Regions from separate parts of the Homo sapiens genome. Here regions 1 and 3 are each linked to region 2. Evidence: chromatin loops called from intact Hi-C (ENCODE). Cell type or tissue: endothelial cell of umbilical vein. All regions are shown on one strand. Each heading gives the region's core, and the rest is flanking DNA. Links, peaks and the distances in the headings are about the cores only. Region 1 overlaps VLDLR-AS1 (VLDLR antisense RNA 1). Region 2 overlaps LOC101930053 (a long non-coding RNA gene). Region 3 overlaps SMARCA2 (SWI/SNF related BAF chromatin remodeling complex subunit ATPase 2).

Region 1 (10,579 bases), core at 1,490-9,489, 100 kb after region 2:
TAGTTTGAACATATAAGGTAGAGAGTCAAGAGGTCGTTTGAACCACTGGGATGGCTATAGTCCAAAAATATTTGAGAGCCATCACTCTGAAGAAATGAGTAGGAAAGGTTCTGGGGCCAAATCATATCTTGGAGGAGATCCCAAATGGCAACAGCAAGGAGTGAGGGCATTTTATACTCAGCAATAGTTTAACACAATGGTTCCTGTTAAGGGCTAAATTGTGTTCCCCCAAAATTCATGTTTGAAGACCTAATTCCCATGTGACTATATGTGGAGACAGGGCCTTTACTGAGATAATTAAGTTTAAATGAGATCACTGGGTTGGGTCCCAAATCCAAGAAGACTGATGTCCTTCTAAGAAGAAGAAAGGACACCAGAGCTAACACTTTGCCCATGAATACACAGAGAAAAAGTCATGTGAAGACACAGAAAGAAAGCAGCCATCTACAAGACAGGGAGAGGGGCCTGACCAGAAATCAACCCTCTTGGAACTTTCATATTGGACTTCCAGCCTTCAGGATTGTGAGAAAATAAATTGTTATTTAAGCCATTCAGTCTATGTTATTTTGTTATGGCAGCCAGAGCAGCCCAGTAAGTGTCCAACTTGTGAATGTAAAAAATTATATGAACTTCCACAAGCTATTAGTTATTCTATCTTCATTAACTGTTGACTGAAATGATATATAAATACATATATACACATACAAATAACTAGATATAATGAATTCAGCAATACCTATATGTTACTAATCATAACAACATATAAATAGATTTGTGGGAAAAAGTTGTATACATATTTGGGAGATTTGATTTTATTCAGGTTCAGATAATGCTTGATATTAATGTGTTTTCACAGTCAACACCCTTACAACAGTTACTCCATTGACTTCTTGGGATCCTCAGTCTCTGGGGTAGTAATCATCTATTCCCCACCCCTTTTAAGTCTGGCTATATTAGGATTAACTTGGGCTCAGTCCCTCTTCTGCAGCTGCTTCTCTTGATAGAGGGCATGGCACACACACACCCAGAATAAAATGTGTTAGTCACAGTTTGAGTAAATGATCTAATTGCAGGGATCCCATGAGCCAGGACAGATTTTAAGCCAGGAAAGAGGCATGGCAGCAATGAGATTAAAAGCTGACCTGTTGCTATCTATCTTACCATCTTATTTGCCTGAGACTAGAAGCTCATTAGGAAGAAGCACCAACATCTTCATCTTAAACCTCTTTCTATATCCCTTATGGAATTTATAACTGCATGAGCTTAGTTAACATTGTTTAATAAAAGAGGAGTCCAAACCAGGTGTTTCCAAACCTGGCTCATCATCAGTGTTACCTAAGGAGTTTTTAAAACTGTGGGTGACCAATCCTACCCTGTGCATGTCTGAAGGGTAGAGATCAGAGGACCTGCATTTTTACTATGCTTCCTCTGTTAATTCTGATGTAGCCATTTCAGCACCATTTCTCAGATTTGCATTTGATAACTGCATTAGATGAATATAGCCAATGGCCTCAATTAATGGTCACCCCATATCCTCCCCCTTTGCCCTATAACTGTAGTGCCATGCCACTGTGACTCTGAGCTTGCCCCAAGTGACTTGTTTTGGCCAACAGAATTTCAGCAAACTTGATGCAAGGAGAGACTTGGAAAAGTGCTTGCCTGCATGTCTCCATTTTCTCTCTTCAACCCCTGTCACTGCAATGAGACTATCCAAGGCTAGCCAGGTGAAAGGGTATGAGAGACACATAAAATAGGGCTGAGTCATCCCAGCCAAGGCCACACTAGACCAGCCATCCCCTAGCCTACTTACCAGCTGGCTGAAGATGCATAAGTAAACCCAGTTGAGATCAGTCAAGACCCATTTCAGACAGCAGTATCACCCAGTGAACTGTAGACTTGGGAGAAATAATAAATGGCTATTATTTTAAGCTACTAAAGATTGGGGTGGTTTGTTCCAAAACACAGCTTACTGATACAACAACCATGATGCAGACCAACTGGAGGGATGGAACGTCTAAACTAAAGGCTGGTGTCAGAGAGACTTGTAGAAATTTTCAATGTCTATTGCACAGGATGAAGAAAGACAATTTTCCAAGGTCACGTATATGAGAAGTGCCAGGCTACAGTTTAGTTTAGTTGGTTTGTGTCTTCCAAAGCAACAGCATGTAAGCAATGTTTCCCAAATTTATTTGACCACAGAGCCTTCTTTATCCCTCACTCCTAAACTAAGAATCAGACAAAATGAATATTCCATACAGCATACGTTGGGACATTATTTAAGATCAATTGGTCTTCATCCTGCTTCCATGTTGTTCCAAGGGGTAGAGCTGCATTTAAGGCATTATAGTTACAGGGAGAAGAATTGGGATTAAACATATTCAAGCAAGGATTTGTCAACTATGAGAGTTATCCAAAGATGAACTTGCTGGCCTTGTGAAACAGTGACTGCAAACCCCAAGACTAAAGGTATTCAAAGAGAGAGAAATCTGAAGTGACAAGTTAACTTCCTTGAAATCTTTATTCCCCAATAACATGACAAAGGCTTCCGATTACTTCTTTCAGTTCTAAGTGGTGTGACAGTTCATTTTATGTGTCATCTCGGCTAGGCTATGGTGCCCTCTTGTTTGGTTAAACACTAGTCTAGATGGGATGTGAAGGTATTTTGTAGATGTAATTAATATTTGTAATCTGTAGATTTTTTAGGTAAAGCAGATTACGCCCCATAATGTGGGTAGGTCTTATCTAATCAGTTGAGGGCCTTTTAACAACTGAGGCTTCCCACAGAAAAAAGAATTCTGCTTCAAGACTGCAACATAGAAATCCTGTTTGAGTTTCTCTCCTACCGCCCTGCCCTGCGGATTTTGGACATACCAGACCCCATAATTATGTGAGCAAATTCCTTAAAATAACTAGAATAATTCTCCCTTTTTCCCTCTCTCTGCCCCACCACACACACACACACACACACACACACACACACACACACACACACGTATATGTACATATGTGTGCACACACATATGTATAGATGTGTATGTATATATGTGTGCACACACATGTGTATAGATGTGTATGTATATATGTGTGCACACACATGTGTATAGATGTGTATGTATATATGTGTGCACACACATGTGTACAGATGTGTATGTATATATGTGTGCATACACATATGTATAGATGTGCATGTATATATGTGTGTATATATGTATATACATATATACATATATACATATATACATATATACATACATATATACATATATACATATATATACATATATACATATATACATATATATATACATATATATACATATATACATATATACATATATATATACATATATACATATATACATATATATACATATATCCTATTGGTTCTGTTTCTCTGGAAAACCCTGACTAATACAAGTAAATATCAAACATCGTTTATATTTTATCACAATCCTGGACTAAAATACCCAGAAGTTCTACCCTGCTTCCTAATACTTGCCTTGGAATCAGAGTGTTAGGTTTCCCAGGTTTCCTGTGTGGTTCCTCTAAGGACTCCTGTGGGTAGTCAGCGGAGAACCAGAACTCCTAGTTGCATTATTGTGGTAGCCAGGAGGTGACATTTCTCATATTCCCTTTTTAAGAGGGACAGATTTTATGAGTCACCTTGGGTGGCATAGCAATTTTGCAGCTGCGTAATGTTTGTAAGAAACTGACAGTCCCTCATGAACCACAGTGACCCAACTTGGCAGGGCCCCAGCACCTATTTATGGCCTGAGATACAGGGGAAGAGGTCACAGGAGGAGGTTCTCTCTTCTGGAATTGAGCCAGACAGACGATAACACTCTAGGTCAGAGTTAACACAGTCTGATTCACTGCAACACGTTCTCTGAATGACTTCCTAGGAGCCTAACTGAACTACTACAAATCCAGTGTTGATATCCAGTATGTAGCCACTTAGAAAAAGATAAAAAATAAAATAAAAAAGAGAAGGTCAATAATAAAAAAGAAGGCTTTAAGAGAAATAAACAAAAAATACCAAGTGTAGCCCAGTGATAGTGGGAATACAGACCTGGAACAACCCCCTTGCTCAGTTATGTGCCCTGTTCACATTACTCAGAAGACCTCACACTGCAGCTGCCGCCAACAGTAACTAGTGCCTCGAGGACAAATTCTTGTTTTTCCTTGCCTAGTTCAATACCTAGCACATAGCAGGAGCTTAAAAACTATTCACTGAGTCAATGAGCTACTAAGGACATAGAGCCCTTCACATCCACGTAGCTATTCAGCCAGGATTGTTTTTCATCCTGTCATTGAGCTTCACAAGCCCAGTATGATCCAGCACCTGAGAATATTTCTTTCTAAACTAGCCCTGATACATGTGTGCAGTTTCTGGGTTCTTAAAATCTTTAGAACTAAGGTCCTTATATTTGGATACTGTGTTTGTATTCATTTTCTAGGGCTGCCAAAACAAAGTAGCATACACTGAGTGGCTTAAACAACAGAAATTTATTTTCTCAGAGCCACGGCTAGAAGTCTGAGATTAAGATGTTGACAGGGTCGGTTTCATCTGAGGCTGCTGTCTTTGACTTGCGGATAGCCATCTTCTGTTTTTATCCTCACATGATTTTCCCTCTGTAACTGTCTGCATCCTAGTCTCATCTTCTTCAAAGGACACCAACCACATTGGATTAGGGCCCACTCTAATTATCTCATTTTATTTCATTATCTCTTTAAAGATCTGTCTCCAAATTTAGTCACATTCTGAAATACTAGGGCTTAGGAATTTGACATACACACTTCGGAGGGTCACAAACACATATACACACACATATAAGATACATGTAATAGGTAAATAAATCTTTTCACAGCTTTAAGGTCAGAAAGGGAAAGTCTTTACATCTGTTCTATCTTAATATCTTTCTCTGATTGCATACTTAGAACCCTCCATTAAGTGTGAAGGAAGAAAAACTATAGGATACAATCTCTGTATCTTTCCTCTAATTAACAATTAAACTAACTTTAAACTAATTAATTGATTTCTTTTTCATGTATCTCAAATTTTTATTTCCTCTTTGTATTAAGCTGTTCTTGCCTTGCTACAAAGAAATACCTGAGACTGGATAATTTATTTAAAAAGGGGTTTAATTGGCTCACAGTTCTGTAGGCGTACAGGAAGTACAGCAGCATGTGCTTCTGGAGAGACCTCAGGAAGCTTCCAATCATGGCAGAAGGCAAAGGGGGTACAGGCACATCACAGGCGGGAGCAAGAGAGAGTGGAGGTGGTAGGTGCCACACTCTTTTAAAGGATCAGATCTTGCCAGAATTCACTGTCATGAAGATGGCACCAGGCCATGAGGGATTCACCCCATGACCAAACACCTCCCACCAGGCCCCACCTCCAGCACTGGGGATTACAATTCAACATGAGATTTGGGCAGCAATAAATATCCAAACCATATCACTCTTTTAGAATTCTTGTAAGCTGAAAGAAACAGAAACACAGGAGTCTAGAAGTGGCCCACGGAGAAGTTGTTATGTCCTGAGCTCCTTGAGAACAGGCTGGGTCTTATGTCTGTATACTGTGAGCATATACTACATTACCTGGCATGGAATGGTTGTTCTAAAAATATATAGGTAAACGATGTGTGCAGGAAAACAAACCTCATGCTAGGTTCCTAGTTTTATGTTCCAGAAACACATTTGCCCCCTAAGCAATGTTAATATATGCTGACTTACGTTGGCCCATTGCATGCTTAACTTTTTAAAACACATTTATATATAATTACCTATTTCCTGGTGTTTCAACAGACTTGTTTGCAGCCATTTAAGTTAAAACAAAAGATAAATGTCTGCAGAGTATTATCTACACATAAACAAAACCCTAATAGCATCAATCTGTGAGACAACATTGTCCATTCAGAGATGAACTTCACCAAAACATACACTAACTGTCACTCATGGGGCTCCCTTGACTCCCCATTGCTAAGAGAGTGTATTCAAGAGTCACATACCTGTCAGGGTCAGCCTTGCATCTGACCTTGGCTTTGCCCTGGCCAAAGAGGCAGCAGTAAGAGGCAAGTGTGGGAACTTGGTTAATCTTCAGCACCTTTCTTGTTTAATACTATCAAGGTATTCCTTTAATGGGCCACTGATAAGGAGACTTTGTTGCTGAAAATCTTAAAAATTGAATGTCTAACATTCTATATCTGACCTGTGGCTGGTTATATAACTCTGATCCTTGAATGAATGATTCTGATCTGGTTAACCTCCTATCTTCTGTCTCTGGACCAGACTACGTATACTCTAGATCCTGTTATGACATGGTTGTCTATCTAGAAGGGGGATGTGGAAATAAATGATAATTACTACAACACAGTGACTAATCAGCAAGTTGTTTTCTATTTGTTCATTCAGAACAAAATTAAAACAAAGAAAACGTAAACTGGCTGGGCATGGTGGCTCATGCCTGTAATCCCAGCACTTTGGGAGGCTGAGGCAGTTGGATCACTTGAGGTCAGGAGTTCGAGACCAGCCTGGCCAACATGGTGAAACCCCATCTCTACTAAAAAAATACAAAAATTAGTTGGGTGTGGTGGTGCATGCCTGTAATCCCAGCTACTCAGGAGGCTGAGGCAAGAGAATTGCTTGAACCTAGGAGGTGGAGATTGCAGCAAGCTGGGATTGAGCCACTGCACTCCAGCCTGGGTGATAGAGTAAGACTCTGTCTCAAAAACAAACAAAAACTAAATTTATTATCCTCCCTGTTGAGACTGAGGAATCTTGATTAATAGATACATAGATGGGTCACAACTTAATTTCTTGAAAAAATTCATTATCAGCTGTAAATCTGCTGTAACCTAATGATTCTGTCCTCCCATTAAACATCAATGACCAAATCCTGGAATGCCACTTGCCAGCACTCACTAGCATTGCCATATAGTTCCACATCACTAGGTGGGGTTAAAAGTGTGATATGATGAATGCTGAACTCAGAGTCATAAGGACAAAAGTTCAAAACTCAGCTCCATAGTAGCTGTATTCTCTCAGCAAGTTACTGAGCCTGCTTTCTCAGTTCATCAAATCAAAATACCAGCATCCAACCCATAAAAGAAGTGCCACAAGGATTAAATAAGATAAGGAATTATGCCATCAATTAGTCAACATATATTTACCGAGTGCATACTAAGTGCCAGGCACTGTTCTGGGACCTAGGGAGAACATCACTGTGAACATCCCTGGTGGGACTCTTATGTTGGTAGGGGTAGAGGAAGTGATGGAATAGACAATAAATGAGCAGGGCAAAGAGAGACGATGAGTAATACAGCCTGGGGATAGAAGTCTGTTATTTTATTAATAGGGTGACCAGGGAAGGCTTCTCCAATGAGAGAACATGCACAGAGCTTAGAATGAGGTGCAGGAATGAAGCGTGCACTTATGAGAGGGAAAGAACTTCCCTATGCCCTAGAGAGAAGAGCAGGCACAGATGACCCAAGGCATTGTTCCTTTGCATAAGAAAGCACTGTAATCACTATTTTCAACCTTGGTGCTAGGCAGTGAAGAACCTAGTGGATTATTTTCAAGGACTGAAATACCAACATTAAATTTTGTTATCTCTTGCATAATTCAGAAGAAAACAATTGTTCCTACTGACTGACCCTAGAAAATACTTATTAAGTGTTTGTTAATGCATAAGATTTATCAGGCTTTAGAAAACCATTCCACATAAATGGATATTTCAAATGATTGATTACAACCCACAGACACACCAATACTTTAGGTACATTGACAAAAATAATCCTAAAATAGATTACACTCTTCCTTGCCCTCTTAAACAAAGGACACTGAATATAGTTCCTAGAGACTCAGAATCATTACTGTGAACATTAGTCATTATGATGCTCACAGGAACCACTGACCTCCATAGAGGGATATGTCCCTGCACTAAACGGCCACTCTTAAAAATAAAATATTAGCTGGGTGCAGTGGCTCATGCATGTAATCCCAATACTTTAGGAAGCCAAGGCAAGGGGTTGAGGGAAGGGAGGGTGGCGATTGCTTAAGTCCAGGAGTTCAAGGCTATGGTGAGCTATGATCGCACCTCTGCACTCCAGTTTAGGTGACAGAGGAAGATCCTGTCTTTAAAAAACAAAACACAAAACTTAAAAAAAATAGATAACAATTTTTCTTTGGTCCTTCCCTAGCAAACAACAACTTTCTTTTGATTGCTATTGTTATGTCTGACTTTGCAGGGTGCTATGGGCTGAATTGTATCTCCCCCAAATTCATATGTCGAATCCCTAACCCAATGTGATGTGTTTGAAGGTGAGGCTTTGGGGAGGTAATTAGGGACCAATGAGGTCATGAGAGTGGGGCCTATATGCTGGCATAGTGCCCTTATAAGAAGAGACATGCAAGAGCTCACTCTTATTCTCTCTCCATGTGCACATACCTAGCAAAGGCCATGCAAGAAGGGGGTCATCTGCAAGACAAGAAGAGAGCCCTCACCATAAACCTAAATTGACCAGCACCTTGATCTTGGACTCCTAACCTCTAGAGCTATAAGAAAAAAAATTCTATTGTTTAAGTTACCCGGTTGACAGTATTTTGTTATGGCAGCCTGACCTGACTAGACATAGGGTGACTGCATTTCCATTTCTGATTCACTGCTTCTAATCTCCTGTGAACTGCTTGATTAAATTTTGCTTAAAATAAACATTTGGATATGCTCCATGGGTGCTGTTTCGTTTACTTTGACTGTTTAGGTGTCTTCATTGTCTACTTTCAAACTCCAAGTTAAATTCTGGCATTTGGAAGTTCAGTATTTACATTTGTTTTCTAGGCTGCTAATAACTAAAAGCTGTTTGGGAAAGTGAACAATGCAGACCATGATTTCTGTTTTTTGTTTTTAACTTAAGGAAAAAGGGAAAAGCCTTCAATTGTTCCTCACATCTGAGTTAGGAGAAGAATCTTGAAGCCCTCTCAAATTCAGACAGAAAAGAGTTCCCTTTGAGAAATCATAATTATATTCTGACTGTTAACATTTTTGGTGCGAATGGTTGAAAGATGGGGGCAGGAGGAGCAAACATTAAATGCATATGCTAGCATTTATTTTATCTTCAGGGATATACTTAAGATGATATTTTTAGATGTTAGCCCTTCCTCAGAGTGTGAGAGTATTTGGGAGCAAGGGAGGATTGTTGCTTATGAAACCTCTGGAATAATAAAAATAATTAGTGTGCAGTTCACATCAAACCTATAATTACTGTGGTTGGGTGACAAGATATGCATCAACTGCAAAAGACTATTATTCTCAGAGTAAATAATATAACTTCTGACCAGTTTTAACATTTGCTGTAGGTAGAAGAAGCTAGAAGCTTGTGGGGGTGGGGGATGGGGTAGGAGAAGGCTGAAATATTTTTCTAAGATTTTAGCAGTTGGCTTAACAATGAGTGGCTAAGACACTTAACATAGGGGGGTCAAGGAATATCTGATAAGGACCCTGCTTAGGAGATGAAATTTTAAGATTGCCAATTGCTAATAAGGCTCTGAGGAGAAAAAAAATGTACTTTTTGAGTAGTGACTTGTTATTTCATGTACATTTTACGCCACGTATATATTATTGAGGGTTCCAGGATATAAGAGAGGAAAGGAAATGGAGCTTAGTTATAAAGCAAATAAGGAGAACATTTACTGATTTCAACTTCCACCTCTGGAGCACAGCCAAGTGTGTCATGTGGGTAATATATAAAATGGATACAAATACTCTATGGGCCAGGTGCCAGAACTTTAGGAGTGGCAATTGAAAAATTTAAAAATCCAAGAAGAAAATGATTTGACTCTCCCTTGTCTATCTCATAAGCACAGGTTCCTAGTAGTGCAGTTAGGTGTCTACTATCTGTCTCCCCAGCAAACTTTAGCATCTGGCCAAGCATAATAGCTTAGAGACAGTAGGGCAGCTAACAAATGTTTGTGTAAGAAATAGCTACATTTGTGAGACAGTTTACTAAACACTCTCACCTAAATTATTACTATAGCCTCCTATAAGAGAGAATGTGTTATTCTTCCCAATTCACAGATGATGAAGGCAAAACTCAAGAAGTTGAGTTCTTTGCCCAAGATCAAACAGCTTAAAAAGGGATCAAAGAGAGGTTTCTAACTCATACCTACCTCTAAATTCAGTGCTCTTTTCAATCACTGTTTGAAAACAATATACTAGTTGTAATTCTGTTACATTAGTATACACACTATGTTTTGTAACTGCTATGTCTGTGTATAATGTTGGCTTTTATAATGTGAGTTAATTGTCAAACAAATCACTTTCATGCTGAAGATGGTGTAGAGAAAATAAATCAAGTCCAAATCCAAAAAAAAAAGAAAACAATACACACCAAATAAAGAGGCATATTGATCCTACAGCCCTGGGCTTGAGCACAGCCTGGCAGCACAATAAATATTAGCTTCAGAGTAACAATCCACATCCAAATAATTGGTTTCATATTCTACCTTCCACTCCTAACTTATTTCAGATACCTAAGTCTACCCAAAAGTACCATGACATCCTGGCTTAGAAAGAGCATTT
Region 2 (10,579 bases), core at 975-8,974:
TGTTATATTTGGTTGTTTTTCAGATGTTCCTTTCTTTTTTAGTCCTATTTTTTTCATGAGAGTTTTTATTCCTCTCTTTATCTCTTTAATGAGTGTAAATATATTTAATTTCTAGACAGTTTTAGGTTGTTACATTATCTCAGGTTCTTGGGGGTGCTATTTCTCTCACATGTGTCTGCTGACTCTCCCTTATTTGGATCTTTTTTTTTTTTTTTTTTTTTGGTTTGTTCTTTTTCATTGTAAACTTATTTTCAGCTAGAGTATTTTTTCCCTGTGGCACCCCTGTGTACTTTAAGATGTGGTAGTATCATTTTAGACAAGTTTTACATTTGATTCTTCTGGAAACTCCAGTAGTTTTACTTGCTTGAAGTAATTATGACATCTACATTAATATATTCATTTGAGATTCCTGTACTATGCAAATAGTGTAAAATTTGGATTCAATACCCATGCACAGCACAGATTTGTTTTCAGAGACAGAGTCTTGCTCTAACACCAGGCTGGAGTGCAGTGGCTCAGTCATAGAAGTCTACAGCCTTGAACTCCTGGGCTCAAGCAATCCTCCTGCCTCAGCCTTCCAAGTAGCTGAGACTATAGGTGCACCACCAAGACCAGTTAATTTTTTTATTTTTATATTTTGTAAGGACGGGGTCTTGTTGTGTTGCCCAGGCTGGTCTTGAATTCCTTGCCTCAAGCTATACTCCCACTTTGGCATTTCAGAGCTCTGAGATTTTGTAAAGATTGGGTCTTGCTATGCTGCCCAGGCTGGTCTGGAATTCCTGGCCTCAAGTGATTCCCCCATCCTGGCCTCTCAAAGCTCTGGGATTACAGGCATGAGCCACCATGCCCAGCCAGCACAGGTTTTTAAATTTCCATTTATTGTGGGGAACTTTTTCTCATCCAGATATCTAATCAGTGAGAATTTTACCAGTTGCTTTCTAGTACACGAACAATGTGTTTTGTAGTCCCCTTGTATGAGGGAAGCAGGTCTTCAGTTCTAAGTCCTCACCTTTCACAGGCCCAAGGTTAAGTCCTTTATTGTGTATGTGTGTTAAAGCCTAACCCATAGCTGTTAGATCCTATAGCCATGTCTAATATCCTCTGTACTGTTCTGGTATCAGCTCATGCATTTACCACATTGACTATAAGATTCTTCCTTCTCTGTGGCACATGGACATTTCCTCTTTTTTTTTTCTTTTCTTTCTGTTTACCTGTCTGTCTCTGTTTCAGCTACGTATGCAAAATAGTTTTGTTTTATCCAGCAGTTCTGTGTGCCTCAGCACATAGAAGAATTTCAGTATGCTAAGGAGGTGGAGCTAGAAAGCTATGTCAGTCAGGTTTGTAGACTACTGACTGGTGCAATAGAAATACATGACCTTTGGAACTGAAACCTGAGACTGAGCTGTGACTTCACCACTTACCATCTGAGTAAGCTGTGCCTAGTCATTCAACCTCTCCAAGCTATATTTTTCTCATCAATAAAAAATAGATAATGTTAGTATTGATCTTCATTACATGGTTTTCCTTATTGCTCTAAATTCACTTTTATTTAAATTCAAACCATTTTCTCCATCCCACTTCCTAGAAAAGCTAGAGAAGATTGCAATTTTCTTATATATCTTATTCAATATTTTCCCTTATTAAACAAATATGTTATGAAGGAATAAAGCAGTTATTGATTGAATGATCTTATTACCTTTCCTCAATGTACTTTTCACATACCAATGGACTGAGAAAATCTCTGACAGAAAAAAGACCTAAAATAGGAAAGAAATGATAAATTCCATTTCTTGGTAAATATGCAAGGATGGGGTTGGGGTGGAGTTACATTTCTGTGGAGTTTCACCCCTCACAGTTTTCATCTCTCTTTCTCTCCCTGGAGAGTGCAAATGAGTGAAACCTTATATTAGTTTAGACGTTCTGCTTCGATACATGTTTAAGAGCCAATAAACCTGTCAGAGTAGATTTCAGGCTGAGACAAGGTGAATGGCCTCACAGTAATTCTGCCAGCGCCTCAGGGTACCAGGCAACATAAGCAGAGAGGTCACCAAATGCCTGCTCACCCCATGCCCAGGCGCAGAGATATTCCACATAGGAATATAAGGACCTTTCCCAAAACGTTGTGTTTGGCATGTGGTAAAATTCTTTGTCAAACAGCAGAGCAGTCCGATAAGAAAACAACAACAACAACAACGAAGAAAAACAGAGCAAAAAATGAAGGCACATAGAAATAACAGGTCCTCTTAGTGATTCTGGTGGTTTGTAAACTCCACGTGAAAGTTATTATTTATCATGGAAGGCAATGTGGAGGTGTACACACCCAAAAGCTATCCACTTTTACCCCACAGACAGACTTACACAAAAACACTAGGTTGTCCATGGCAGTTTAATTTTTTTGTTTTTACTTTCTATAGCTTGTTTCTAGTAATGAAGACCTATAGGTACTGATCTATAGGGATTGCAAAATTAAGAAGCCAATTCCACCAATTATTCCACAGTGTGCCCTATAGGCAACAAGCCAAGTCCTACTGCATAGGACTTCCTATTGGCATTTTTTAATATCTAACTTTTAAAATATGAACAGATAGCCAAGAATTATCTGACATTTCAAGAAAGCCTCCAGCAGAAAAGACAGAGACATCAAATCAGAAGAAAGGAAGAAAGGAAACTCAAAAGAAACAGAGACAATATACTAAAGAAGAAAACTTTAATCAAACTATGTTTAATGATCTCAGAGGTATAAGATAAGCTATTTATCCTTAAAGTTAGGATGCTAGTAAGAAAAAAAGAGAAATAAATGAAGCTTATTGTTTAAAAAATAAAACGTTCTTAGAAATTTAAATATGATAACTAAAATTATGTGTGCATGTGTGTGTAAGATTTGGAAAATAAAGGTAAGGAAATATCTCAAAACATTAAGAAAAAGTAGAAGGCAAATCAGAAGAAACTAAAAGTCCAGTGCAGCAGGCCCAACATCCTACCAATAGGATCTAGAAAAAAATATGTCAAGAGAAAGATTATGGGAAAATTTTTTGGACCTGAAGAACGTGAGTCCCCAGATTGAAAAGTCCTATTCAGCAACTAGCACAATAAATGCAAAAAGACCCAGCTCTGTCATAAAACTTCAGTACACCAGGAAGACAGTAAAATTTTCAAGAAAGGAAACAGTAGGTCACATACACATGATCAAGAATAAAACGGCAGTCAATACTCAGTACTAGCAAGGAAAAATACAAATGTTTTCTGACATTTAAGATTTAAGAAATCTTGACCCATGCACATTTTCTCAAGAAGTCTTCTAAAGGATGAGCTTCACCTAATGCAAGAAAGACAAAACAATATCCAGAAAATAAGGAATCAACACAGGAGGAAGATGAAAGAAATTCCCTGGACAATAATGAAAATAAGTCTTAATATGATAACCGTACACAGGTTTAGAAAACAAGCAACACAGATACAAGAGTCCAGAGACATATGGAGGAAGAGCTCCATTAAAAAAAAAATTCAACTAATTGGATTAGGTGGTACAGCTGCTAATATAGGTAGTTATACATTGAGATACTGTATGTCTTGTGCTTGGGAACATGAGTGCAGGAGTCAGACTGCCTGGGTTCGAGTCCTGGCTCTGCCACTTACCATCTTATGTGAGCCAATTAATTTCTCTGTGCTTCATGCTTCCCATCTGTGAAATACAGATTATAGTTACCTACCTTATAGAGTTATCATAAAAAAATTAAATGCGACACTGATACTGTGATGAAAACAGTGTCTTGAATATTGCTGGATGTTAGGGGAAGCAAAGACAGTAACACGTACAGAGAAAACTAAGTCATTTTTTTAAATGAGTAAACTATCAGCTCTAGGAAAAAGGATAATTGAACAAGAAAGGAATTGTAATGATAGTATGCTCCTTGGCTCAGCAGAAAATATTTCCATTGTTGGAATAATGCAAATCCTGAAAATTGTGATGTAATAAACTGGAAGGATAAAGGGAGGAAAACGGGACTTAAGGGAGAAATCGTTATTTACCATAATAGAAGTGCGTAGAGGTAGTATTCTATTTAGAATATGGAATTAGATATTAAAATAAATGGCTAAACACATCTGAATTAATCCTCAAGGAACAGGACTTGGTTAACTATGGCATTTGGTTAGCATAAATAAAGAAAGAAGGAGGCAAGGAAGGAAGGAGTACAGGAGAACCGGCGCTGCTGCAGTGATTCTGAAGCACGAAGTTCTAAGAGAAGCCTCAAGATTGTAGGTCATGGTGGAAGTGCCCACCGTGGAGTCTGCACTGCTAGGAAGCATTCCCAGGAAGGGAAGAACCTTCTATTCCACGAACCCATAACATGGGTCTCCATTACCCTGAAAGGGTTTTTCCTGTCTGGAAAAGGAACCTGCAGAGATAATCTAATAGTGAAGGAGGGAAAACTTTTTGTTTTTACCTCTTCTACCTAGAACATGAGTTAAGTTTGGCTTGACACTACAATCACCCATTAAAAAAAAAAAAAAAAAAGAAAGAGTACATTTTGGTTTGAAATAGTATTTCCTAAAACAGCAAGTCACAGTACTAAAAACTGACATTTAATTACAGGTAACTGACATATAAATAAAGGGATAAATATCCCTGTTGTGCTCTGAAATTAAATGAATAAAAAAGGATTCTGCCAAATAATCATTAAAAAGATGAAAGAGAAGGCATGCAGGTTGCCCGCATAAGGATAACACTTAAGTGAGGCCTGAATTTGTCTGAGCTGCACATGATGTTTCAAAGCCATGGCAAGCTGTGAACAGCCTGAGGGTTGTGAACATCCGGGTGTCATGACACTTTTCTACATTAGTGACCCATCACCGGGTGGCGCCTCCATCCTTGGGCAGGACCTGTTGAGGTCCTCAGCACTCACACTGTCTTTAAAGGCTGCACAAAAACCACAAGACGAGCCAGCATGGAGGAAAACAACTCATTAGGCATTTTCCTGTCTGGGGTACAGATGTGTTTGGATTTCAATGAAGGAGCTGAAACTTCAACAGCTGAGCTAGAGACAGCTGTTCCAGAAACCCAGAGGGAGACCTAAAGGTCTTATTTTGTGTTGTGTCTTGGCAACACTCCTTGCTATTGCTGACCCGTAGCAAAGGGCCAGTCCTTTGTGATAGGCCTTGAGGCGATCATATTTCCAGCTGTGTCAAGAAGAAGCAGTGTGACACAGTCACAGGAACTCCTTGCTTGGGTCACAGAAACACCAAGACACCACCTAAGCATGAAATCTCACACAAAATATAAGCAAGTAGATATTTTATGACAGCTATGGGAAGTGACGATTTTGTAAGAAGCAAAATAAATGCAAATGAATTTTTTTTTAACATGTAAAATTCTGAGCCAAATGGCTTTGGATTTATAATTCCCAGGGATTTTGGTGCTTTCAGTAATGAGCAGGAGCATGGAGTTTTGGGGGGGTTAAATCCTTTAAGTGTTTCTCTATAAAACCAATTCATGCCATGCCAGCTTTTCTGTCCTAAAAAAGTATTTCAGTTTACTTTCTCACTTTTTCCCCTAGGTTAGAGCAATGTTTTTTTGTTTTTGTTTCTGTTTTTTTAAAAAAAGCAGGGGCAGGGGAAGGGGAGAGATTGAGGAAGGGAACAAATACTTATGAAATTCCCATCCTGTGTGGGCATCGTGGGAGAAACTTTGTCCACATAATCATAAAAATTCTCATAATTCTAAGCCAGGAATTATTATTATGATACCCATTTTAAACATAAAGAAACTGAAACTCACTGTAAAACATGTTTAAAATCACAAGGCTAATGTGAAGCAGAGCTGAGATTAAAAATGAGGTCTGTTTGAATATTAAATCTATACCTTTTCCCCATATCTGCATCCCAGTGTTCATTGCAGCTTTATTCATAGTAGCCAAGAAATGGAACCAACCTAAGTGTCCATCAGTGGATGAACTGATAAAGAAAACATGTTCTATATACACAACATAATACTATTCAGCCTTAAGATAAAAGGAAATTTTGTCATTTGTAACAACATGCACAAAACTCGAGGACATTATATTAAGTGAAATAAACCAGGCACAGAAAGACAAGGCACCATCTCACCTATGTGTGGAATCTAAAAAATTGAAACCCCTAAGAGCAAAGAGTAGAATGGTAGGCACTGGGGGCTGAGGGAAGGGTGAGTGAGGAGATATTGATCAAAGGTTATAAAATTTTAGTTAGACAGGAGGAATACGCTCAAGAAATCTATTGAATAACATGGTGACTATTGCTATTAACAATTTATTGTATACTTGAAAATGGCTGAGAGTAGATGCTAAATGTTATTACCACATACAAAAAGGTAGGTGAGACAATGCATATGTTAATTAGCTTAATTTACCCATTCCACAGTTTACACATATTTCAAAACATCATGTTATACGTCATGAATGTATACGATTTTAGCATACATATATATACATACTAAAAATTAATAATTATTACTAAAGGAGGTATAAATAAGTGAAGAAAGAAAGAAAAAGAACTATGCTCTTTCCTTTTGACCATGTTTCTTCTCATAAATGTCAAACACAGACCTTTGCTTTCTCTTATGCAGTAAGGCAGCGCTGTCACTAACAGAGGTAATACATTCCTTTTATTCATGTAAGCCATATAGGATAGTCCATAAATTAAAACTGTGAGAATAAATGTGCTTATCTCTAGTTTATCAGTTAAGATTCCTGCTGTGACATATTTCTCTTTTGCCAAATATTCTAAAATCTTCCTTATTCATTGCTTCTCATCTTGCCCAAGTAAAATTGGCAAGCACTGTTATCCTCACTTAATAACACAAGTTACCCAGGGAATAGCCTGGATTAGAAGCTATGATGCCCACAGCTTATGGATAAGCACTCCGAGTCTTCTATTTGGACTCAGTGAAGAATTCAGAGGTCTATTTGGTAGAAATTCAGTTAAGAGTCTGGCAGATTTGATTATTTCAGAGCCACGGTTTCCAGGACACACTACCTTTGCCTGTTTTCCTTCTCTGATTGCTTCTTTTTAGACGGAATTTTCCTATTCCCCTAACCTTTTAGAATTGGTATAACATACAGTTCTGGTCCCAGACTTCTCCCTGATTATTCTCTTTCTTCATTTAGCCAAAAAGTATTTGAGCTTCTATTACATGTACATGTCAACTGCCTTTTACTTACAGGCCTATTTCAGCTCCTACTGTGGGTCTATCTCCTGTTAAACAACAAGCTCTTCCTTCAGTGTCCCTCAACCCTAAGGGTGATAGCAGCTTCTAGCTGGTACTAATCGCTAGGCTACTCCCTGCTTCTTGTAGGGCTTTCCAGCTTCTCCACCATCCTTTTAACCAAGTATCTGTATTAAATCCAATCTGTATGAAAGACCTAGGAGGCTATTTTCCTGGCTGGATCCTGATGGGCACAAACAAACAGCATTCTTAGTTACAAACTATAGAAACAAACTTTAGCATTTTGGCAGGAAAGAAATATAAAGATATTGGAGAGCTCAAAGAATCTCTAAGAGGATCAAAGAAGCAGGCTGGGAGACCACAAAGGAAGGAGCAGTGCTCAAAAATCTCAAAGTAGAACTGTTCCGGCAAAGCCACCATTACTGCCATGCTCCACGTCTTCGGTTGCACCACATGTCACCAACACTGGATTCTGGAAGCTACCATTCAGATTGTTGTATCTTCCACCATCTGTCAACAGAATCAATTCTGGGCTTTCCTACCTCTTCACGACATTAGCTTCCAGTTTAGAGACTGAGGTGGGTATGCCTGATTGGCAAAGTACGGGTCATGTGCCTAATCCTGGCTGCAAGGACAGCTGGAGATGCAAGTGTATCTGACATTTTCAGTTCCTATCATGGGAGATGGGCTCTTCATAGGCAGTGACATTCCCTAAAAATAGCACAGGGATTTAGATGCTTAGGGGACATTTTATTTTCAACAGACCCTGAGACAAGGATTGAAGTATAAATGGAGGAGGGGAGATCCCAGGAATCACTGGTAAGGAAGTGGGGGAAGTGAGACAAAAGAGAAAACAGTCAATGGACAGTAAATTATTCATCAGGTTTCCACTATGGGTGACTAGAATTAAATACCACTGGGGAGATTCTGGGAGTCGGTGTAGAACACACACCTTGGAGCGGTCCCACCCAAGGGCCAGGGAGCTGGTGTACTTATCCATCACCTGTTATCTGACACTGTTGAAAACATCTGGGAGGCAGGGTTCATTCCCTCACATTCCCAGCCTCTCTTCCTCTTGCATGAGCTGAATGGGCCTCAACATTCAGAGGAAACTTTCAGACAAATAAATGTAGGCACTGGCAGTTGAAAGTTGGGCAGGTGTGATCTGGAAAAGAAAATGGAGGTGGCAGGACACCCACCACATCTGCTGCAGGAGATAAGATCCACAGGGACCTGGAACCTGGGAGCATCAAGGGTATATCAGTAAGCAAGAGAGAAGCATTCCTGGCCTCACTAAGCTGGTGGCCTCCCGGTTCAGACATGTGAAAAGGAAGTCCAAACAGTGTGCAAGAGCAACAGAGGCAATACAGGGAACCAGAGCTACACTTCTGGCCTCCAAGACCCACGAGCATGGGGTCAGCATCCTAGTCATTTTTCAACCCCATTGCCTATAGTAGTATATATTCAATACATGTTTTCTGGCCCTACACTGAATAGTCAGGCACATTCCTGATGCATTATATTTATTGTCTCTGACTATTACCCAATAAGGAAGGTGTGCCCCCATTTTACAGTGGAGGAAGTTAAGGCACTCCTAATTCCTCCTAACTGCCTTACTACTAACATCCTTCATATCTCAGCTTTGATGTAATCTCTCCAAAAGGCCTGCCTGCACCATGTGCCTCCATCTCCAAGCTGAGGTTATCTTTATCACAGAACTTATCCTCTGTTTTGTAATTGGCAACTCATTCTCATGAATTTTCATGAGCAGAGCTCTTTAAGAGCAGGAACTGTGTCTGTGTTGTTTAGCAATGTATACTCAGCATCTAGGCTTATGCTGGCACATTTAATTTGCACCAATCATTTTTTGAATGACTTGAATAAGTGACTAAGGCTCAGAGACATTAAGTAACGTGACCAGTCACAAAGCTAAGAGGTGACACAGCTGAGGTTTCAACTATAGTCTGTCTGACCCCTAAATCTCTCCTACATTTTGCTGAGGGGTAAGCAACTTAATCCATTTACAGCAACCAGAAAATTTAAGTTGGATTAAATGCTTGTATTTTAAGCTCAAAAGTAACGGGTAGGGAGTCTAAGAACTTCTCATAATCATCGGGTTGAAGAATTACCAAACAGAACTCTGGACCCAAAGCTAGAAGAAGGTTCCTAGAGGACAAGACTCCTTATCCAAACTTTGCCTGGGCTGGACAACATTTAAAACTCTCCCTTAATTTAACATTTTAAGATTCTAAGGTTTTTAACCTAATCTCGCGGTAAAAGGAAAATTTTTCCCTCTAGCACCAATAACTAATCGACCTCATCAGCTTACTAAAATAACTTTAAAATATTAGAGATAATTTTAAGGCACCTGATATGGTTTTTTATGCTCCTTTAGACATTGCAGAAAAGTCGTCTCAAACTCACACTTGTCAGACATACACAGAGCCACATTCAAAATAAAGAGGATGGGGGAGATACTGGTTTGGAAATCAAAGGAATTCTTTTTCTGCCTTATTTATCCAGACAATATTCTCACTCCTTCATTTTTGCCAAGTCAATGAGAGCTATCCATCCTCTAAGCATGCATTTCCCACAGACCCTCAATTCTAAAATGGCCAAGAAGCAACATCGATTCAATAACAGCCTTTTGGTACTGGGGGTGGGGATGGGAGGTGGAGGTAGGGAAGCGAGAGATGAAACAGACAGGAAACATTCAATGAAATGTTCACTGAAATTACAGTGCACAAATCCTGATTTCAGAATGCTAACATGCAGCACTAAGAGAGCCTTAGAATTGAAAAAACATGCTAATTAAACAGAAAATTGTCAAATGATATTTATAAAGTGCCTACATATTTTGTCCAGATGATATTTCTAGACATAACTAAAAAATAGTGGGAACAACAAAAGGAAGTTTCACATAAATTACATGTTTTGAGGAGGTAAAATGCATTTTTAAAGTTCCTTGAAGAGTTTAAGGTGTTCAGATTTGTTTCTGAAACTAGCAAATTGAAAAATTACCAAACTAATCAATACATATATACATATATAATAATGTGGGTGCTTGGATAATCAGTGTGAGCTTTCTTGGTAAAAGCTGAAGTAGGGGTTAATTTCTACTTTAGCTCTTTTTCTTCTGGAGAAAAAATATGTCTGTGCCCCATCAGCTTTCAAATGAAAATCCCTACATGCAGCAAATCAAATTAACAGTTAATCACTCATCCCTTTGACTTGATCACTGATTCAGAAACTCAGAAGTGAACACTGCGTTGTATTTCATCTGTTTTTTGCCACTTCACTAGTTTCTAGCCGAGTCCTGCCACAGCACTTATCAACAAGACTGAAATAACAGCCAATAGCAAAACACCCTTGTGAAAG
Region 3 (10,579 bases), core at 835-8,834, 340 kb before region 2:
CTCCGTCCCCGAAATGAACCACCCTTCCCAAGTAAAGCTATTTCAGAGAGGAATGGTAGTAAGAAAGACTTAACAGCATGGTCAATGTAGGGCATTCATAAATTCTAGATTTCTTAACTCACACTGGTCAGCATAATCAAAGATTACAATATTCTCTATTTAGGGAGGTTAAAGATACCCATCAGAAATAGACATCCCCTCTGTCCTTGAAGAACTAATTAAAAGGCAGATTACTGGGGAACACCCAAGCAAGAGACCCTCAGCTGATCACTGTTAGGCAATAATTCAGCACTGCTAAAGCCGCAGATACTCTCAAGACACTGGAGAGGACAAGCTGCTTGCCATTATACAAATTAGATTAGGCCCAGAAATGGAGAATTCTTTCAGCAGCCCTGAAGTAAGGGGGTGAGTGTACTTTCCTGCCTTACTTTTGGGCTATTTGTAGAAATTGAAAACCTCAGAAACAATCTGAATATCTTGGAAGGCACAGCCTTCTTTTAATTTGGGACTATTTTACCACTCAAAGAACAGGGTTGTAACACAGGTGAGGCTGGCTAGGGAACACTTTTTGTAGGCACTTTGATTTTGTGAATTTTCTGCTGGTTTCTTAAAGGCTGGCTTCTATTTTGAGGATTAGACAGATTTTAGGTTTGGTTTAGTTTCTTCTAATCCACCGGCCGCCTTTGGCCAATTCACTATTCCTTAGCACCTCCACTTGGGGGCAGGAAATAAAATTTGAATCTCTGCCAGCTACAGATTAAAAAGTTTGGTGAGAAACAAGAATGGAATGTGAGCTAGAATAAATCTTTGGATTTTAAATATTTAAACTCTTTATCCATTATTAGAAAAGAGTGAGTTCTCTATAAAATTAATGCAAACTTATTATTTGATTTTGTATCATAGACACTGGTTTACACATGATAAGCAGATAGTTTATTTAAAATAACGTCTTTTAAAAAAAGCATGTCTTGCTTTCTCTTTCTAAAAATGTAACTTCAGAAAAAGTATCTTTTATACCAATTACTTAGGAATTTTACCAAAAAGATCTTTGGCAGCTCAAGATAAGTATCTGAGACATTTTGCTAACATACAAACATTAAGCTTTTAGATGCTATGTTCTCTACAAAGGGAAAAAGCACTTTTAAAACTAATTGTACTTGTAAGCATAAGGTTTATAATCAGATCTCAAGACCAATTATTCACAAAGTAACTAAATAGTAAGTTTGACTTTTGCCATAATGTTGAATTAATTATATTGGTATTTTGTGGGTAGAAATCTCTAGGGAGAGATGCAGTTATTAAGACTTTAAGCTTATCTTATGTAATCGAATCTACCTTTCCTAAAAGAAAAAAGAAACAAGTGCATAATTTACTTTTCTATCAGAAAAGATTTATTTTCTCAATTGTGGACAAATATATTAGCAAGAATAATGTCCATAGAAATGTATTGATTAAACATACCTCAAAGACTATTTTTTTGCTGTAGATAATAGTAGCAGTAAAACCAAAGATTGAAATGGCAGTATTTTGTCATCTCAGTATAGGACATTAACAAAATTTTTTTTTTTCTTATTAGCTCTCTAATAACTATTAGGAGGTTGCCTCACGAAGCCCCTCTTTAGAACTGCTGTAAAGAAGGCAACCTCTGTGTGCCAGTTATGAAGGTTTGGTGGATCCATTTCTCATACCAAAACATTAGAAGACAGGATTAAGCATCGTGAGCTAATTATAGCACATGACAGAGCAAGGTGGCCACATTTATCAACCAATGGGACTTCACCTGTCTCCCAAGCCTACCAGATTCTGGAAATGTAATGACTTCCAAAAATGTGGAAGAAGTATAAAGAGCTTTGACCACTAATTTTAAAATAGGTTCTAGAGGTCATATTTGGGTTTGCGTAGATATTTCATTTACATTTTATCAGTTTTAGCTTTTAAGAAAACATAATATTGAATCCCAATTTCAGTATGGTAGAACCAAAGGAAGAAGGAAAAGGTAAATAACAATGATTGATGGTCCATTTCATTGTGGAAATGACACATCTCGCTAGTGTTTATACATAATGTCTGTGGATATATAGTGGCAGTTTATTTTTTAAAAATCCATCGTATTGTTTAGTTATAGATTAAAGCCAAGTGTGTGGCCCTTAGTTTATTTACAAGTGAACTGGATTATTAAAAAGAGAGAAGGTGGGGAAGTAGGCATTTTGAAGGCTCTGAAAGGAATCCATTTCACTTACAACTAGATCAGTTGGGATGCGATTACCTCTGAGCTCTCTCTGTCTGTGGTATAATATATTCATAAGAGCACAAAGCTTAAAATGTAAAGAATTGAAGAGCATTCCTCAGACAGTGCCCATGAGGTATTGAAAAGTTAGTATATTCATGGCCAATGGACCAGTGAAACCATTTATGTCTCTTCCACATGTCCAACTGTGGGTAGCTATTCTGTACTGATACCTTGGGTCCCCCTTTTTTTTTTATTGCTGATTGTTTAGTTCAAAGCACAAGCCCTATTGAATAAAAGGAAACTTTCTTAAAGATCTTTCTTTTCTTTACTCAAAGAATAAGTTTCTTCCAGGGAAGCAATGAGTTGTATAGCCAAGAGGTCATATTTTTAAAATGCATTCCCAATTTGAATTTTTCCACTATTACTTTAAAGAGGGAGCTTTGCATACACACAGACTAAGAAAAGGAAATTCTTTAAAAGTACTTTTTAAATGTATGAATAAGTTTCAAAAGGTGGGTACAGAAAAAGGGAGGGGATTTTACTTAATGGAATCTCTCCCTAGATATTTAGGGATGAGCTAGAACAAGCCAACCAGGATGAGAGAGGTTGAAAGGGACCCTGCAGCCATAGGAAGTGACTTGGGGAAGTTGTGTAGTGCTGGGAAGTCTGCACCATACAGAAGCCCTGACTTTCGGTGACCCTCTTATTAATGTCTCCAGCGGATGGACATGGACCGGCGGAGGGAAGATGCCCGGAACCCGAAACGGAAGCCCCGTTTAATGGAGGAGGATGAGCTGCCCTCCTGGATCATTAAGGATGACGCTGAAGTAGAAAGGCTCACCTGTGAAGAAGAGGAGGAGAAAATATTTGGGAGGGGGTCCCGCCAGCGCCGTGACGTGGACTACAGTGACGCCCTCACGGAGAAGCAGTGGCTAAGGGTAAGCCTAGCTTTTCTAACCCGCTCTCACTAGGTGGAGGGTTTTTGGTGGCTTGGAGAAACCAGGGGCCTAGAGCTGGGATTTTCTGAGGAGGTTGAGTTCGCAATCAAAGGGAAGGGGCTCTTGAACACAGAAGATAAAGTCATTCTGCTGTTGCATAAAGTCATTGTGCTGTTGCATGAAAAGATAAAGGCGTTCTGCACTTCAAGGCGGTGCTTGGAAAAAAATATGCAGGATTTTTTGCTAGAGCAGAATTGGCCATTGGAAGCACAGGATTATGAGAGCTGTGAGACCCACTAATGTTTTATGACCAATTGCCTGGTCATGCCTCACTCTCTCCAACTGAGAATCAAAATGTGGAAGGGCACCTTAGAGATCTTTGTAATTGTTCCCCCTCATTTCATGGTCTTTAATCGAGGTTTTACTTCTGCAAGGTCTGCACAGATCTTTCAGGGATAGCAGAGTTTTCTAACTGTGTGGTTATTTTGTAGACCCATAGTACTTTTAGAGCTGGAAGGTACCTTTGTACTTGCTTGGTTTGATGAAGAAACTGAGGCCCAGAGAGGTGACATGGCTATGCAGGACACACAGCTGGTTAGAAAGCACAGAATCGGTGGGTGCTTATGTGTCTACATGCTCGATTTCCGCTTGATCTGATCTGTCCATCACAAACACAGATTAGAGCCTGGGACTCGGGTCACCGATGCTTGGAAATGTTATTCGGGAGTTTGTTTATGTTGTTTTTCCTTTGGAAAATGGTGATTTCTCATTTTGATTGAGGACTGAAATCTCAGAACGTTCCTTGGGCAGCACAGAAATATCAAAATGCTCTTAGGAGTCGCGTGTGTGAACACTGAGGCCCGGGTGACTGTTCCATTCGAAGGGTTAGCTCTACTTCCCATTTTTGGGAGTAGACTTAGTACCTAGAAAGGCACAGCAACCTGGGACGTGCATTCCAGACACAGCCAGTAAATGCATGCTGGAAATAGTAAGTGTAGTTGGGTAAAAACCAAGCAAAACAAAAGCTTTGGGGAGTTGTTCGTTTTATCCAAGGGGAGTACAGTTCCCAAGCTTTGTGAAACATGGATTTTAGGACCCAGGTTTTAAGTAGGTAGATGGGTAGAAAGGCAGTGGGCAGAATTTTGAGATTAGATACCAAAGGCAAACAGGTCTTGTCACCGCTTGAGATGTGATTTACTCAGGATGTTGTATGATGAGAGGGACGTGACCTGAATTTTGAAAAGATGGGAGCCTGTGATTCTGAAAAGCACTGCTCATTATTTGTGGTTGAACCGTTGTGTATAAAATAGAACATTTGTGTGATTAGTTTGTCGTATCCAGTCAAATATTCCAGTGACCTCAGAATATGATTCTGTGAATTTTCTTTGTTTCACTATTGAGATTATAGTTATGTAATTAGGATTCATTCTGTAATATGAAGAGTTTTTTGGCTAATATATATTTCTGAGCTTGGGAAAATTTTATTTAAGCAATAAATTGAGTACCTGGAGTATTATTACAGCAGACGGGACAATAATAATCTGGGCCAACCTTTTTTTTTTTTTTTTTTGAGACAGAGTCTCTCTCTGTCACTGAGGCTATAGTGCAATGGTGTGGTCTCAGCTCAGTGCAACCTCTGCCTACCGGGTTCAAGGGATTCTCCTGCTTCAGCCTCCCCAGTAGCTGGGATTACAGGCGCATACCACCATGCCCGGCTAATTTTTATATTTTTAGTAGAGACGGGGTTTCACCATGTTGGTCAGGCTGGTCTCAAACTCCTGAGCTCGGGTGATCCACCTGCCTTGGCCTCCCAAAGTGCTGGGATTACAGGCGTGAGCCACCGTGCCTGGCTGGGCGAAATTTTTAAAGCTAAGCTTTGATATGTTTACTCTCCAGACATTAAAAGCAAAATAACCTTGTTTATTGGGCAAGAATGTAGCTGAACTTAACTTCTTAAAAATAATCATTGGGAATTGCCCTGAAGAAAAACAACATTATGAATCTCAGGAAGTTTTCCAGTTTAAGATATCTGTTTTGTTTTCTCTTTTTCATTCAGTTTCTATCCCTGATGAGTAGCACAGTGCCTAGCATAGAGACTCAGTGAATGTTTGTGAAAATGAAAGTACAGCCTTAAGAGGAAAGGGAAAGTGACTAACTTATCAGCAGTGTTAGGAGAGCATTTCTCTTTTTAGCGCATCTAGTAAACTTCCTTTTATCTACAACATGCACATTTAAAAATGGAAAATTAGTTTGTTTTACAAAACTGCACTGTGAAAATTGGTTTTTATAATTGTAATTCTGAAATGCCATGCAACATACTAAGTCATCCAAGAAGGACGAAACTGTTCTCAAAACAGCTTTATTGTAACGTATCTTTTTGTAATCTAATCTTTTGAAAACTGCATGCCCGTATTTGGTATGAAACTGGCAACTTGTTATTAATCAGGACATGCAATGGATGCAACATGCCCCATGGCCTAAGCATTCAAAGTAGATGCTTCCTGTCTTTGGTGTTCACCAGCAGCAATCCTATTTAATATCAGCCTGTTAAGCTTTTTTGATGATGAAATGATATTGAAGGGGTTCTCATGGGCCTGGATGTGAAGAGATGTTCTCTACTGGCTTATGATTTAACACATTGCATGAACCCAGCCAACATGGCCTTGAAAGGGAGTTTGGCAAGGACCGTCGTGTAAGAAATGCTGTAACAGGGCTAAAATAATTCTTCTTTTTCCTGGCAATGTTGTACAAAGCCTGCTTGGCAGAGACATCCAAGATGCATAGCATCGCAGAGCTGCAAGGCAGTTGAATGGAACAGCTTCCCATCCCTTGCTTAAATCACATTCTCTGCAATCTCTGTGCCAGGAGGCTGGCCACCCCTAGAAGGAAAAACTACCTTTTTGTCTGTGTAGCCCCTCCAGTTCGTGGTCAGCTCTGATTAATAGTTCTTCCTCCCTTTGAATAGAATCTTCTTTCCTTGTAGCTTCTCCTCAGAGGCCTTGATTCTTTTCCCTGGGGTGAAGAGAACAATATTTTTTTCTGTCTTTAGTATCACAGCCCCATGGATAAAATGTTTGCAAACTCATGTTCAGTCTGGATTGAACTTTTCTACCTTCCTCTTTCTCTTGAACTTTCCTCCTCCTTCAAGGCCCAATTCAGTTGCTACCCACTCTGTGGCACCTTCACAGATAAATATTAATTGCACTTTTAATTGTCCTCTTAACATTTCTTTGCTTGTCCTTCAGTCACAGTTTCCTAGTATTCTCGGTAGTTGCCAACCTGCCTGCTTTCCTGACTAGTTGATAAGCTGGCTCTGTATCTTGTTAGAATTTAGGACTTCTGTGTACAAATACTAAGTGCCCATCAGTTGCCAAATTAAAGTAGCACTGGATTGACAGATAAGGGTATAGATAGATGTGGGTAATGTTCACTGCTGCCACAGATGGACCTCAACATGCCCTGTCCATGGACCTATCCAGAAAAATAAACAGAAGTTGATTTCTCCCTTCCCTGAAAGTCCATGGTAGGTATACCTGATTGGTGAGGACAGCTGTTCTCCATAGGGTCATTCAGGGCTCCAGGCTGACAGAGCCTCTGCCGGCTTGGTCATCTCCATCCACTTGAGCTGGAAGTGGGGAAAACAACATGGAGTAGTGGGTATGGAAGTCTAATGGGCCCTGCCTAAATGGTTATAATTCCATTGGCTAGAACTTGGTTATGTGGCCACTCCAGCTGCAAAGGAGATGGAAATGTGGTCTGGCTGTGAGCCCAGGAAAACAAAATTTTGGTGAATATTTAGCCATCCCTGCCTCAGCACACTTAGGTTAAATTTAAGTGTTATGGTCACTTTCTTTGCCAGTGGTGTTTTGGTTTCATTGAAGACAGGTTTTATTTTGTAATCATGGCATGCTAAAAATTCCTACAGTGTCCTTTAGAGAATCTGTTTAGTTGGTGGAATTTAGAATTTTTTTCTGCATTCATAATGTTGTTTTTAATCAGGAGGATCACAATTTCAAACACAGTTCAGTTTTTTTTTTAAAGGTATTTTACATTGTTTTGAAATTCCTATTTCCACTGAGGAAACTTAGATGTCCTTAGTGTTAGCTGGTCTCAAGTTAACGTCATCTTTTTGTGGTAGTCAGTTCAACATTCACATTCTGGGCTGTTTCTCTCTTCCCCGGGGGCTCCCATCCCATCCTCCTCTCCAAGATGGCATCTGGATAAAGACGTGGTGTTTAAGCACGGCATTGGGGGCGAGCATCCTGGTTCTCTTGCTCCCCATGGGTCTCCACTGATCTCAGCATATAGCTGCTGGTCTGCTCCTTTCCTGGGAGGTCTTTACATGCAGCTGGTTTCATCTCATTCTTTTAGAGACCTTGATGACATGTGCTGTTGAAATCTGGAGCCTGGCCACAGGCACTAGTTAGAAGCTGTCCTGCATTCTCACATCTCATAAGACCCCTGGCCTCTTTGGCCTCATGGTGCTCTTAGCTCTTTTGTGTTCTGTTTGGAAGTCTGCAAACTCTCCTTGACTGATTTCTCCACACTGTGCTAGAAGATGCAGGGTGCAGTGAAACTGGCCCCTTCCTCAGCAGTTGCTAAGTCAGCACCAGGGGTTGTCAAACCTGAAGCTTCTAGAATCTGATGGTTGGGTGGGTCCTGGAGCTTTTTAAAGAAAGCAATTCAAAAATGTCTTAAGTTTGCAAATTGTATAAAAGTATGTAACTGTATTTGGGATCACATAGTGAGGGATCCTCCCAGAGCTTTGGAAGGAGCTTGTGAGTGAGAGGCCTAAAGCCTAAGCTTCATTAGCTTTCCAATAAATCCACCTTTAGCAGTTTTAGTGCCTCATTATCTTCCTTTCCACTCAGTCTCTGCCTCCAAACACCCCAGGCTTGGATTCTGAAGGGGGAGTATTGCATTTCAACCCAGCTGCAATTCAGTGCTGGCACAAACTAGCCAGACTTAGCACAGACTCCATAAGTTAAAGTGCATAGTCCCCAACAACACTGCCCTGACTTCAGACACCAGCCACACTTTGGGGGTCCCGAGGCCCCCCACACTTTTGACTGACTACAAATTCAGGGGCTCGTGAACCCTTTAGGCTTGATAATTTGCTAGAACAACTCACAGAACTCAGGCAAGTGCCATTAGCAACGGATTCGGATTGATTATGAAGTATACAAATCAAGAGAACTAGGCCAGGCACTGTGGCTCATGCCTGTAATCCCAGCAGTTTGGGAGGGCGAGGCGGGTGGAACATGAGGTCAGGAGATCGAGACCATCCTGGCTAACACGGTGAAACCCCATCTCTACTAAAAATACAAAAAATTAGCCGGGCGTGGTGGCACGTGCCTGTAGTCCCAGCTGCTTGGGAGGCTGAGGCAGGGGAATCGCTTGAACCCGGGAGGCAGAGGTTACATTGAGCCGAGATCGTGCCATTGCACTCCTGCCTGGGCGACACAGCGAGACTCCATCTCGAAAAAAGGGGACTAGCCAAATGAATGGAAGCACAGCATGCAGTCTGGGAGGAAACCTGGGCTCCTCTGCCTGCTCCTCGTGGAGTCAGCGTCCATCAGTCCTCCAGCTCATCAGTGTGTTCACTAACCAGGGAGTGCTACTGGGCCTTGATGTCCAGAGTTTTCAATGGGGTTTCACAATGTATAGGCATGATTGATTAGATTGTCGGCCACATGCTTGAACTCATTCCCCAGCCTCTCTGCCCTCCCTGGAGGTCAGACTGGCTCACATCCCCAACCCTGTAGTCATGTGGTTGGTCTTTCTGGTGACCAGTGCCCACTGGAGCTGTTTAGGGGCCTATCACACATGACACTTCATTATCAGAACAAAGTTACTCCTGTCACTACGGAGATGTCAAACATAGAAACTCCATGTCAGGAACCCAGGACAAAGACCAGACAAATTCTTTTTTTTGAGGCAGGATCTCACTCTGTTATCTAGGCTGGAGTATAGTGGTGTAATCTTGGCTCACAGCAGCCTTGACCTCCCAGACTCAAGCAATCCTCCTACCTCAGCCTCCTGAGTACCTAGGACTACAGGTACATGCCACCATGCCCGGCTAATTATTGTACGTTTTGTAGAGTCGGGGTTTTGCCCCATTTGCCAGGCTGGTCTTGAACTCCTGAGCTCAAGTGATCCACCTGCTTCCGTCTCCCAAAGTGTTGAGATTACAGGCATGAGCCACCATGCCCAGCCTGACAGATTCTTTATTATATAATAGGTAGTAATATATTCAATCCTGACCTTACTTCTCTTCCTCTTGACTCCTGTTTCCTCCATGGAAGAAGGCTCTCCTCCTTGCCTTCCTGTTACGTGGCAACTTCCTGTTCCCGAGTGATAGCACCATGTGCTGTGGCTTCTTGTGCCATTCTGAGAATCCCGGTCCTCGGCCTTGTCGTGGCCGAGTGGTTAAGGCGATAGATGAGAATCCCAGTCCGCTAGGTTTGGCTCTTGATCGTAAAGGTGGTGAAGGGAATTCACTACCCTATTTTGGAAGTCAAAGATGTTGTCATTTTTGTCTCTGCATACCAACTTTATCCTAATTCTGCTCAAGGCAATGAGTAACTCTCCCGAACAAGGGATGGTTCTTTTAGAAAGTGTGAAAGAGAATATTAACATGGTTAACAAATATTCCATCCATTACAGTTTTGTAACTTTCCTATGGTGTGTGCCCAAGGTGATAACAGTGCTATATTACAGATTACATATATATATATTTGCATGCGCAATTATACATATACATACATACATACATATATATATACACACACATATATATATGTATAATTGCGCATGCACAAGAAATGGCCCATCTTGATAATTTCTTGGAAACATATATTTGCTTCTTTATATGTAAGAGCAGGCATTCCATCTACCTAAATTCTGACAAGCCCAGTGGGCCACGGTTTTCCGGTTTAATGTCAGCCCTGTGTACACTGGCTGTGCTGTTTCTAGCACCGTAAGGCAGTCATCATTATTGAGCCAGGGGCTGTGCAAAATTGGGGTGATTGCAGAGCCAAAAAGCGGGCTGGAGGGTGGTTTCTGGAATGCCTGTTTTACTATTCTTCCTGTTCCTTTGCTCTTTCTGCCAACTTCAGAATCCTTCCTTTCCTTAAAACATTTAGTGATATCCCTGAATTTATTTAATTGCTACGTGAGTGATTTTTGCCCCACAGCACTGGAAGATAATTGGAATGCATTCTAGCTTATGTGCTCTGGATAATATGCAATTACCAGCCAGCTGGAGAGTAGTATGCCTTTGTCTCACAATGTCTTGTAATTTTAAAAAGTTTCTCCTATTTGCTGTTGTCTCTTGTTACCTTTCTTACGGCATCATATATCTACTATGGGGTCCTTATGTCTGAATGTGTAGACACTTCTTTTGGTATAC

What was found. A loop is a pair of places that touch in the nucleus more often than their neighbours do. Peaks named below come from ENCODE experiments on the same cell type or tissue, not always from the same donor. Only the 100,000 strongest peaks of a DNase experiment are listed, where the experiment ranks them.
Region 1: it touches region 2 in a loop (2.2-fold over the local background); 2 of 110 quality-filtered maps call a loop at or near these places.
Region 3: it touches region 2 in a loop (4-fold over the local background); 4 of 110 quality-filtered maps call a loop at or near these places.

The regions. Positions count from the first base shown.
Region 1 is chr9:2,567,123-2,577,701 of GRCh38, forward strand. All of the region lies in intron 1 of VLDLR-AS1 (VLDLR antisense RNA 1), which reads right to left. Among named protein-coding and RNA genes, the nearest start is that of VLDLR, 49 kb to the right of the region's middle. In endothelial cell of umbilical vein, for the core only: no CTCF peak of the experiment used is centred there; no DNase peak of the experiment used is centred there.
Region 2 is chr9:2,464,932-2,475,510 of GRCh38, forward strand. All of the region lies in intron 2 of LOC101930053 (a long non-coding RNA gene), which reads right to left. Among named protein-coding and RNA genes, the nearest start is that of VLDLR, 150 kb to the right of the region's middle. In endothelial cell of umbilical vein, for the core only: no CTCF peak of the experiment used is centred there; a DNase peak (open chromatin) is centred at 5,020.
Region 3 is chr9:2,120,770-2,131,348 of GRCh38, forward strand. It overlaps SMARCA2 (SWI/SNF related BAF chromatin remodeling complex subunit ATPase 2), which reads left to right. Exons shown (of 34, transcript NM_003070.5): 27 at 2,950-3,168. Among named protein-coding and RNA genes, the nearest start is that of SMARCA2, 110 kb to the left of the region's middle. In endothelial cell of umbilical vein, for the core only: no CTCF peak of the experiment used is centred there; a DNase peak (open chromatin) is centred at 5,412; H3K27ac peaks cover 435 bases.